Regions from separate parts of the Mus musculus genome. Here region 2 is linked to region 1. A link is a loop called in an ENCODE intact Hi-C map of the cell type or tissue named here. Cell type or tissue: gastrocnemius. All regions are shown on one strand.

Evidence for each region. Peaks named below come from ENCODE experiments on the same cell type or tissue, not always from the same donor. Only the 100,000 strongest peaks of a DNase experiment are listed, where the experiment ranks them.
Region 2: it touches region 1 in a loop (12-fold over the local background); 23 of 42 quality-filtered maps call a loop at or near these places.

What each region holds. Positions count from the first base shown.
Region 1 is chr3:52,255,158-52,260,157 of GRCm38, reverse strand. It overlaps Gm30125 (a long non-coding RNA gene), which reads right to left. Exons shown (of 2, transcript XR_375648.1): 2 at 3,662-3,870. Among named protein-coding and RNA genes, the nearest start is that of Foxo1, 11 kb to the left of the region's middle. In gastrocnemius, a CTCF peak has its summit at 2,318 (motif pointing left); DNase peaks (open chromatin) are centred at 1,418, 1,917 and 2,231; H3K4me3 peaks cover 1,019 bases; H3K27ac peaks cover 1,730 bases.
Region 2 is chr3:53,002,212-53,007,211 of GRCm38, reverse strand. Cog6 (component of oligomeric golgi complex 6) reads left to right here. Exons shown (of 19, transcript NM_026225.3): 9 at 4,671-4,799; 10 at 4,875-4,966. Among named protein-coding and RNA genes, the nearest start is that of Cog6, 13 kb to the left of the region's middle. In gastrocnemius, a CTCF peak has its summit at 2,300 (motif pointing right); no DNase peak of the experiment used is centred here.

The sequences.
Region 1 (5,000 bases):
GGCAAATCTGGTCAGCATCTGAATACACAGTGCACAAAAACCACCTCCCAACATCTCAGTGTTTGTTTCTGTAGCTAATAGGCTTCTCTTCTGATAAATCATGGCGGACATGGCATTTGGTAAGGCCAAAACTGAGGCTCTGGTCCGAGTCTACTTTAGTTTCTGGAAAGGTTGTTCCTCTGCTTCTGTCTTTTAAAAGGCGAGTCTCCTGCCTTTCCATGACAGAATAATGGGCTGGGGCAGTTACAGCAAACCCAGCAATCCACAGCTTGTAATGTTCCACATCCCCAGAAATTCTCCTACCGGCTTCTTGGTTTGGGGGATAGGGGTCCTGAGGATGGCTGCTTCCCTTGGGGTATCATTGAGCGTTTCCTCCCGTGCGTGAACCACTATCCTACCAGATAGCCTATATCCTACTAGAGACCTCCATTTGGCAGAGCTCAGCAAGCCCTCTGTGTACTTCAAATAGGAGGTGGTTGGCAGCTGCTACCTGTAGAAGATCATCTACACGCTGGAGTGGAAAGGAGCCAGGGTGTGACAGCCCGAATCCGGTTAAGTCGTTTTATGATGTCTCCCCAAAGAGTCTAGGGGAATTTTAAGTCATGTCCAGGTTAGCTGGCTATTCTCATTGGGCACTGGATCAGACTGTTCAAAGGCAAATATGAGCTGGCTCACTGGTACAGGGGGAATGGGGAAGAGAGCATCCTCAAGAGAGCATCCAGGCTGTCTATACAGCTCTGGATGTCTGTGAGGAGGGGACAGAGCAAAGTGTACAGATTTGGAATACAGGAAGGCATAATCTAAGCCAACTGGCATGGGGTGAGGATGTCAGCTTCTAACAGCCTCTGGATATGAGGAGCAATTTTTAGTCTAGTCTTTTGGTTTATGGGATATTGCCGAACCCTTATGGGCATGGCTGTATGGGTGGTACGCTGCCAAGCCTGTTGGATTTGTCCCAGCCCATACCTTAGGAAACTGTCGTTGCAGGTCCTGGAGCAGGATCCCTGGACCTGGATTTGTTTCCGGTGTGGAGTCTGGGAGAGCTAGAAAATGCATTTCAGACAGAGGGGCAGGTAAGCTGGGTTGGTAGCAGGTGCAAAAGAAATTCTAGGTTTTTGAGGAGTAAAGGCAGGTGTGGCGCCTAATTTTTGACAACTATCTCTGCTCAGGAGGAAAAGGGTGATTTGGGACCACGTGGAAGGAGTGAGTATCATACCTGTGGCTCAGGTTAACTGTTCTTATAGGTGTGAGATTATGGTCTGTAATTGGTGCCTGTGGCTCCTTGTACTGGCATTTTTTTTTTAAATTATTTTTTGGTTGCTAACTGGCCCCATTTCTCTGTTTTTTTAGGATCTCTTCCTTGGACCTGAGCAGTTCAAGCCCTGGGGAGCTCAGAGTGAGCTGACTGGACAGCAGCCAGCATACTCTTGGCTTCGCCTCTGCCTTTTAAGTGTCTTGGCATTGTACACGGAGAGCTATGCACTCCTGTAAATCCCTCTAACTTTTTGGAGTGTTTGTTTGTTTGTTTTTGTTTTGTCTGGAGGTGATTGAGTGACAAAGTTGAATTTAATGTCCCAGCATTTTCCGGAGCCAGTGGGTCAATAGAGGTATACAATTTTAAGGGGTTCTCTCTCTCTCTCTCTCTCTCTCTCTCTCTCTCTCTCTCATCGCTTTAGAACCGCCCTTAAGGAACTTCAGAAGTCGTACACAAATTAATGGTTTTTCGAGGGGCACCCCGATTTCCACTTATAAGGTACAGGTGAAAAGTGTCCAGGGTCTGAGAACCTGTGTGCATGCTGGGGTCCCAATCGGGGTGTTTGGGTGAGAAAGTTGCTTCAAAAGACAGTAGCTTTTAGCCACTGTACCGGTGGCTGAGGCCAAAAACCCTTTCTTGCCTCTGTCCTACTAAGTTCCCTACGAGCCAAAGAAAACAGAATCAGAATTGCTGGCAAACATCCCATGTAGGGCGATGGGTGTGAGAGACAGATTGGCACTTATCAGCGGAGGGGGGGTGGGGGGTGGTCTGGATCTTCCAGTTATACAGATCTGAAGCAGAAAACGGAACAGAGATCAGGAAAGGGCGATTCCCTTTCTCTAAATCACTGCCCACCTCCCCCACCCAGAGGGTGTGGTGTTTCCTCTGACTCGACTCTGCTGACGGGACAGGGGCGGCCCAAGGCGAGCGCAGATCCTAGGGACTTTGCCCTAAACAAGCTTAGGCTGGGGTGGACTCCCCACGGTGGAGCCCAGAGCTGACTTGCCAGGGGGAAGCAAGGGGGGAAAAAAAGTTAGCAATGGCGTGCAGATGGTGCCACCTATTGGTAGAATCCGGAAAACTCAGCAGAATTTCGATCCATCAGTCCTTTTGAGGGGGACAAGACAAAACAGAAACACCAGTCAATCAATCAATCAATCAATCAATCAAATAAACATCACTGTGAATCAAACTTGTCCATCACACGGTTAATCATTTACATAACTTGGCTGGCCATTTATTCAAGCAAACCTGTATCTATCATAAGCTAGAACCAGATTCCAGGGTCTCTCACTCTTGGCATCCCAACTTCATGTGCAGGACTGGAAAGAGTTGCCCATTGGAAGTTGTGTTCCTAAACCAAGAAGACCCAAGTTCAGTTCTCAGAACTCAGTGGAGAGAGTTGGCCTCTGACCTCTTCTCACACCCCACCCCTGCAATAATAACATTAAAATTATATTTACTTTTATTTTTTGGAGTCAGGGTCTCTCTAGAAAGCCCTTGCTCTCTGTCTTGGTTAGGGTTTTACTGCTGTGAACAGACACCATGACTAAGGCAACTCTATTAATGACAACATTTAATTGGGGCTGGCTTACAGGTTCAGAGGTTCAGTCCATTATCATCAAGGTGGGAGCATGGCAGCATCCAGGCAGGTATGGTACAGGCAGAGCTGAGAGTTCTACGTCTTCGTCTGAAGGCTGCTAGTGGAAGACTGGCTTCTAGGCAGCTGGAACGAGGGTCTTAAACTCACGTCCACAGTGACACACCTACTCTAATAATGCTACACTGAGTAGTTTGACTCCCTGAGCCAAGCATATACACACTACCACACTCTCCGAGAGTTCACTGGCGGACCAGGCTGGCCTCAAACTTACAGAGCTCCACCTGCTTCTGTCTCATGAGCGCTGGGACTAACAGTGGGCACCACTGTGCCCAGAAACAAAATGAATAGCAGCTGAGAAGGACAACTAATTTCAACCTCAACCACCACGTGCAGAAGTGCCACTGCACACAAGAAATCACACACACACACACACACACCACATACACACACCACACATACACACACACACCACACATACACACACACCACACATACACACATACACACACACACACACACACACACACACACGCACACCACACATACACACACACACACACACACCACACATACACACACACACACACACACACACACACACACACACACGTTGTGATGCAGAAATCATGCAAGTGGCACAGAAAGCTCCTTTTGACCCTCAGAAGATCCAAGGCCTTTCTTGAGTTGGATCCTGCTGAAGAGACATCTGTGTTCCTGAAATGGCTCACCTCCCTCTATTTAATGCTGCCACTTCCCGTTTCCGTCAATTTGGGGGAAGACACGTGAAAAAGCAGCTAAAGAAATTGTATAACAACAACAAAAACATGATGCATTTAATTTAAAGTCAGGTAGAACGGGGTCTGTGCAGGCTCTTGTGACGTCAGGACAGCGCACTAATATCCAGCAGGGATGGGACTGCTCCCGTGACTTCTCCATCACCCAGGCATCTATCGGAGTTGAGGATGTAGCTCTCCTAGAACTTCCCCTAAGGTATGTGCGCCAATCTCCAGCTCTGCAGGAAGAAGGAAGCAAAAGCCTTCCATCCTTTGATTGACACAGCATATGTAAGTTGTTTTGTGTTTTTGTTTTGACTTGTTTTTATCTTTTGCTTTGTTTGCTTGGGGAACCTGACTGTTTGAAGATTCTGGTGTCCCTTTCAGACTGAAGGCCAGCTTCCCACCTCCACCTGCCACAAATACCTCGGTGATGGAAATAATGGGGCCCCGAAGGAGGTAAGTTAAAATGAGATCATCCGGGTGGTCCCAAGTGCAACTTGTCTCTACAAGAGGAGATGTAAACATAGATATGTTTGCACAGACGAATGGCCAGAGTGGATGCAGGGTCCACCTGCAAGTTCAGGTGAGGTGCGGGACCTCCCAAAGAAACCAAACCTCGGACAGGTTTATTTTAGACCTGAGCTCAAACGCTGTGAGAAAGTTAATTTTGTTTGTTTAAACCACCTAATCTGTGATATGTTGTTATTGTAGCAGAGCATTGGCCAAAGAGCCGGCTGCTCTTTAGAAGGTTTGGATGGCCTTCTCGAATTCCGTTTAAGAACTAAAGGATCCTAATCTCAAGAGGCAGCTAAACAAATAAACTGTTCATTTGTCAAAGTTTCAAAGTCTTTGTCCTAAGACATGGGCTATTCAGTATCAGGGTCCATGTTATAGACCGATGTTTTTACCCAGTGCTTACAATGTATCAGAAGGGTTCTAACACTTTGCTATACAAACACATTTTATCTTCAGGAAACTTGTTATGCTTCCTAAGAGCAGCTGTTATTTTGCTGGGAAAAAAAAAATATAAGGAGGTTGAGGCTGTCACTAAATGGTAGAGAGCCCTCGGTCGATATGCACAGGGCCACAGTCAACCCCCAGATTCACAAAGTAAATTTAAAAACACATAAAATAAAGCTAAGGCGTTTGGTTGAGTTTGATTTTGGGACAGGGTCTCCTCTGTAGGTCAAGTTGTCTCCAAACTCACTGCCTAAGCCTGCTCATTATTAGTACTGAATATGTGAGCCACTATGCAAGGCAAGATACATTTAAAAAGAAAGCTAGGCAGATAGACATGGAGTTAGCTCAGTGGTAAAGTGCTTGCTATGCGTGAGGACCTGAGTTCAAATCCCCAGTCCCATGTAAA
Region 2 (5,000 bases), 750 kb before region 1:
CCTTGACTCATGGCACTCGTGCCCAACTGCTGCTCAGTGAGATTCACGCAGTGTGTGTAGCACCAGGTTATTTGAACACTGTATGCAATAAAGGGAAGAACAGGGTGCCCCTGCAGTACAGTTGTCTCTTGGTTATGTGGCAGCTGAGTGGCTTAATCAGTTTGCCATCTCATCAACTCCTTTGGGATTGTACATCACTAAAAGCCCCACAGCAACGCAGCCCTGGGAGAAGATGACCATGTGAGATATTATAATATAGTTTCTCTGAGAAGACAAGAGGATATTTACAGCCAGGCATTTTTTTTAAGGTTCAGGTCTCTGATCTTGTAACTGCCAGCTAAGATCATCAGACTAATGGTTTGGGTGGGGACCATATGCATTTAACTTGTTGATTTTTAAACTCTGTATCTTACAAAAGTCAGTGCATTTATAAAGCTCTGGAGCAGAGTAAAAGCTGCTGTGAGGACAGCAGGTGTTGATGCTCTGGGGACCACCAGGGGTTCATTCAGAGCCACCCCTGAGGGTCCCCTTTCATCCAGGTTTCCATGACTCCATCACAGACCACGAATGCTGGGCCAGGCCAGCTGTGTGCAGTAAGAGCCTCTGCAGCTTGCACCTACATGTTACAGGGTAGGCCCTGCTCTGCGTGCTAGGGATGGAAGCAATCAGACGCTTCCCTCAGCTCCTTTAACCTCGGAACATCATAGAAACAAGCCTGGTTTTTGTTTTTGTTTTTTGGGTGGGGGGGTTGTTTGTTTGTTTTTTTCGAGTCAGGGTTTCTCCGTATAGTTCTGGCTATCCTGGAACTCACTTTGTAGACCAGGCTGGCCTCGAACTCAGAAATCTGCCTGTCTCTGCCTCCCAAGTGATTAAAGGCTGGGATTAAAGGCGTGCGCCACCACCGCCCTGCACAAGCCTGTTTTAATAGGATGGGTCCTTGATGGTCTGAATGCCATGTCCCAGGTGGCCCAAGTGTCCTGCGATAGGTGAGGAAGATGTCCATCAGGGTGCACTTCCTAAGGGAAACGTGTACAGTGAGCCCCACCCGGGTTGAAGAGGTGTTTTCTTGGGGGGAGCAGAATATTCTACTAGGGGGGGAGTCGTGGGTGTGAAGATGTGAATTGTTTGGGGAGGGGTGAACTGGCTGTGCACGTATGAGCCGGTGCTGACTGCTGAAGAGCAGCTTGCAGTCCCCTTGCAGTTGCTAGCACTGGCAGTGATTGCTACAGTCTGTGGTTCCTAGACATGTGGACTTGATTCTAAGTGAGTGCTGTGTGAGCTGCAGTCTGTCCTTGTTCAGAGACTAAAGTTTTCAGTGCTTCACTGCGGACTCCCAGACAGGCACTCCGTGTATACCGGGGACGTCCGTCTGTCCTACTTCCTTTGCCCCTTCAGTTCCTAGCAGACCTTGGTTCAGAGGAAGGGTTTTTAGAGGTAGGGGATTATTTTTACAGTTTGCTAAACTTGGCTATCTGTCTGGCTTATTTTGCTTAAAATGACATCTCTGGTTCCATCCATTTTTTTTGCAAAGGAAAAGGTTTCATACATCTTTGTGGTTATTAATGCTCTGTGCTACATATGTACCAAATTTTTAATGTATTCATCTGTTGATGGGCACCTAGATTGATTTATGTCTTAGGTCAATGTTGGGTGTCTTACCACTGAACTTTGTTTATCATTATTATTGTTGTTGTTGCTACTACTACTATAATTGTTGTTTTTGTGAGATGGGATCCCTCACTTACTCTAGAGCTCACACATTCAGCCTGAGCCTAGATCCCTGTGGTTGTGTGGCAGGTCCTCTTTCGATGAGCCATCTCCCCAGGCACCAGGTACTGAGCTTTCAGAGTAGATTCTTGAGTCAGATATCCTGAAGGAGCCCTTAACCCTCTGTGCACCTTTGTTTCTAGTTGCAGTGAGGATGGTAATGGTGCCTGTTTCCCAGGGCCGTGGAGGGCTCATTTCACAGGTGCCTAATTCATGCTGGGCATGTCACTGAATGTAAGACATTTCTAACCAGTGCAGAGACAGGCCGAGACTGCAGCCTAAGCAGGGGTCTATAAGCCAACAAGGACAGTAGAGGAAGAGAAAAGAAACATAGACTTGCTCTGCTGAGCACAGACCACCAAGAGTGATAGAACCTGGAAGGCTGTAAGCAATGTTTGGAGGTTGAGTAGGAAAGTAGGTTTCAGGACCACTCATTAGGCTATGGTGAATGCTGAGAAAGGGAAAATTGCCTTTTCTTAAGGAATCATCGCTCAGTGCCTGTGTCAGCTGTAGGATGTTTCCTGTTAACAGCAGGTGGCAGTGTAGGAACTTCATCTAAGCAGTGTGTAGCCCTTTCAAGTGAATAAATGCCATGCACAAGAAAATGTCAGTTGAAGTCCTTGAGAAAGTTGCCTGGTTTGTATTTCTTAGTAGTTTCAACTGTATGCTAATGTGCTCTGTTAATAAACCACTGTACCAATCACTACTTTTTCATTGTTAACACAACCTGGGGCCACCTGGAAAGAGAGCCCCAGAGTGGAATTATCCACACCATGCTGGCTGTGGCTGAGAGTCTACCAGGGTGAGGTGGCATTGTCCTGACTGTTAACTGCCATAGGAGGCCACCTGGATGTGGTGGCACCAAATGGACTGAGTGTGAGCGGAGTAAGAGGGAAGAATGCTTGCTGAGCTAAAGCAGCAAATGAGGCAGCAGTAGGTGCATCTTCCCACTCAACTGTGGTGTGGTGTGGTGTGGTGTGGTGTGGTGTGGTGTGGTGTGGTGTGGTGTGGTGTGAACTCCTTCAGGTTCCTGCCTTGACTTCCCAGAAGTGACAGACTGTGAGCTAAAATCAAGTCGTTTCTCTCCAGGTTTGCTATAGGTCAGAGTGTTTTTATCACAGCAGCTGTGCCGAGCAGCTGTGCACACATACTGCTTTTAAAGCTGAGTATAGACACTTTTTTTTTTTTTTCTGAGACAGGGTTTCTCTGTGTAGCCCTGGCTGTCCTCGAACTCAGAAATCCACCTGCCTCTGCCTCCCAAGAGCTGGGATTAAAGGCGTGTGCCACCATTAAAATATATTGCTAACCCTTTCTCCTGAAGAGTATACGTTACCTCCCTCAGGAGGTAGATCTTGTACAAAACTGATGCTTTATTTTGTTTTATGAATTTGTGTTGCATTCTAAAAAGGAGATTCTACAGTATTATTTTCTTTAGATTTGCTTTTGGAACAGAAGTTTAGAATATTTATGTATTTTGAACATTCAGTCTTATAAAAGCTACATTTTGAAATTTTGGCCTTTGTTGGGAAAGTCCTATTTAGTTTTTATTTGTCTCTAAGAAAGATGTTCCATGTCTAGAGATGGTTGAAGGTCCTTTCTGCCTCATGCTATTTTTTCCTAAATTACATTTATCCTGCAGGAGGATTGACCTTAATGTTAAGTGAGACTTCATGTTCGTTCTTGTACAGGTTAAATCCCAGTGTTCCCCAGGCCCGATACACATGTTCCTTCTGAACACTGAGTGGTTCCAGGGTGTGATGGAAGTGAAGTTTTGGCTCTAGTTTATCTTAAAATAGAGAAAGCAAATGGAAGACATTGTGCAGCAGAGCACAGCTTTGTCTGACCCCTGCACGTCCCCTCCCCCCGCCCCGATGTATCTGCAGAGATCTTAACACAGGAGAGGTCCGTGTTCCTAACTCCCACTGTCTGTCACTCCACTCTCTTCCCTCGCAGTTGGGAATAATATGACCAGGAAGAGCACCCAGAAATGCTCTGACATTGTTGGAGTTTTCCTTATAGCTATAAATAATTCAGAAAGCTGTGTAGCCTAAGAAAGTAATTCTTTTAGACATCTTGAGGAAACTTTGGTAAATTTTGTTCACTAGTTATTGAATTTATTTCTAATATTTAGGCTGGTAGAATACTGTTCAGGGATTTCAAAATTGGTGGTATGGAATCTGCTGACTTTATAACTTTTGCTGTGTATGGACTCTAAAAGGGCATAAAGGATGGCAGGTATATTAGGATACAAGAACAGATTCCATCCATCCACACACACTTAACCCAGATCCCCCTGCTGCTTCATAGCTTTCCTTCTCTGTCAGTCCCATTCCTCCACCATAGAAAATTTCCCCATTTTCATCAATGATGAATAACTTCTAATGTAAAAGATACTTGCTGTGCATACATAGCCAGTTAATAAATGTACCGAACAACTAATATGTCTCATTTGAGTCAAAATAAGCTTTCAACAATCAGCAATTTAGGATCTGTTTTGGATGCTAAGTGAGAGTAACAGAAGGAGAATTTTTAATATGAATCAAAGGCCTTGGTATTTGGGCTGCAGCATTCTAATGAGCTTCTGGGAATTAGGTGTGTGCTCGGAGCACCATGCTTAGCCACTGTGGGACCAGGCCAGCTGTCCCCACCGCTGTCCCCACCGCTGCCACCACCACTGCCGTTGCTCTTGGTCCAAAGCATTCCTTCTTTGAAGGAGCAAAATTGGTACCTTTTGACTGAATTTTCAACGTGTTAAAATGACTCATAACTTTTAGTTGCGAGATAGTACTTCTCGAGGAGGGTGTGCCTAATAAAGCTCTCCTGTCTTGCTCATCTTAGATACTAGTAGACTGAAGTGTCTGTTAGGGGAAATAGGTATTTCTCACATCATGTGTTTCTTCTAGGTATACCTTAGATGAATTTGGAACGGCCCGACGAAGCACTGTTGTTCGTGGGTTTATTGATGCTCTTACAAGAGGAGGGCCAGGAGGTACACCTAGGCCCATTGAAATGCACTCCCATGACCCGCTGAGGTATAGTGATTGACCCTAGGAGAGGATTAGACTCTTTCCCCTGGAGCGTCTTTACTAACAGGTGGTTTTCTTTAGGTATGTGGGAGACATGCTGGCATGGCTCCATCAAGCTACTGCCTCTGAGAAGGAACATCTGGAAGCTCTCTTAAAGCATGTAACTGCTCAGGGTGAGTGCGCTCCTAATAGAGAAAATGCACGTGG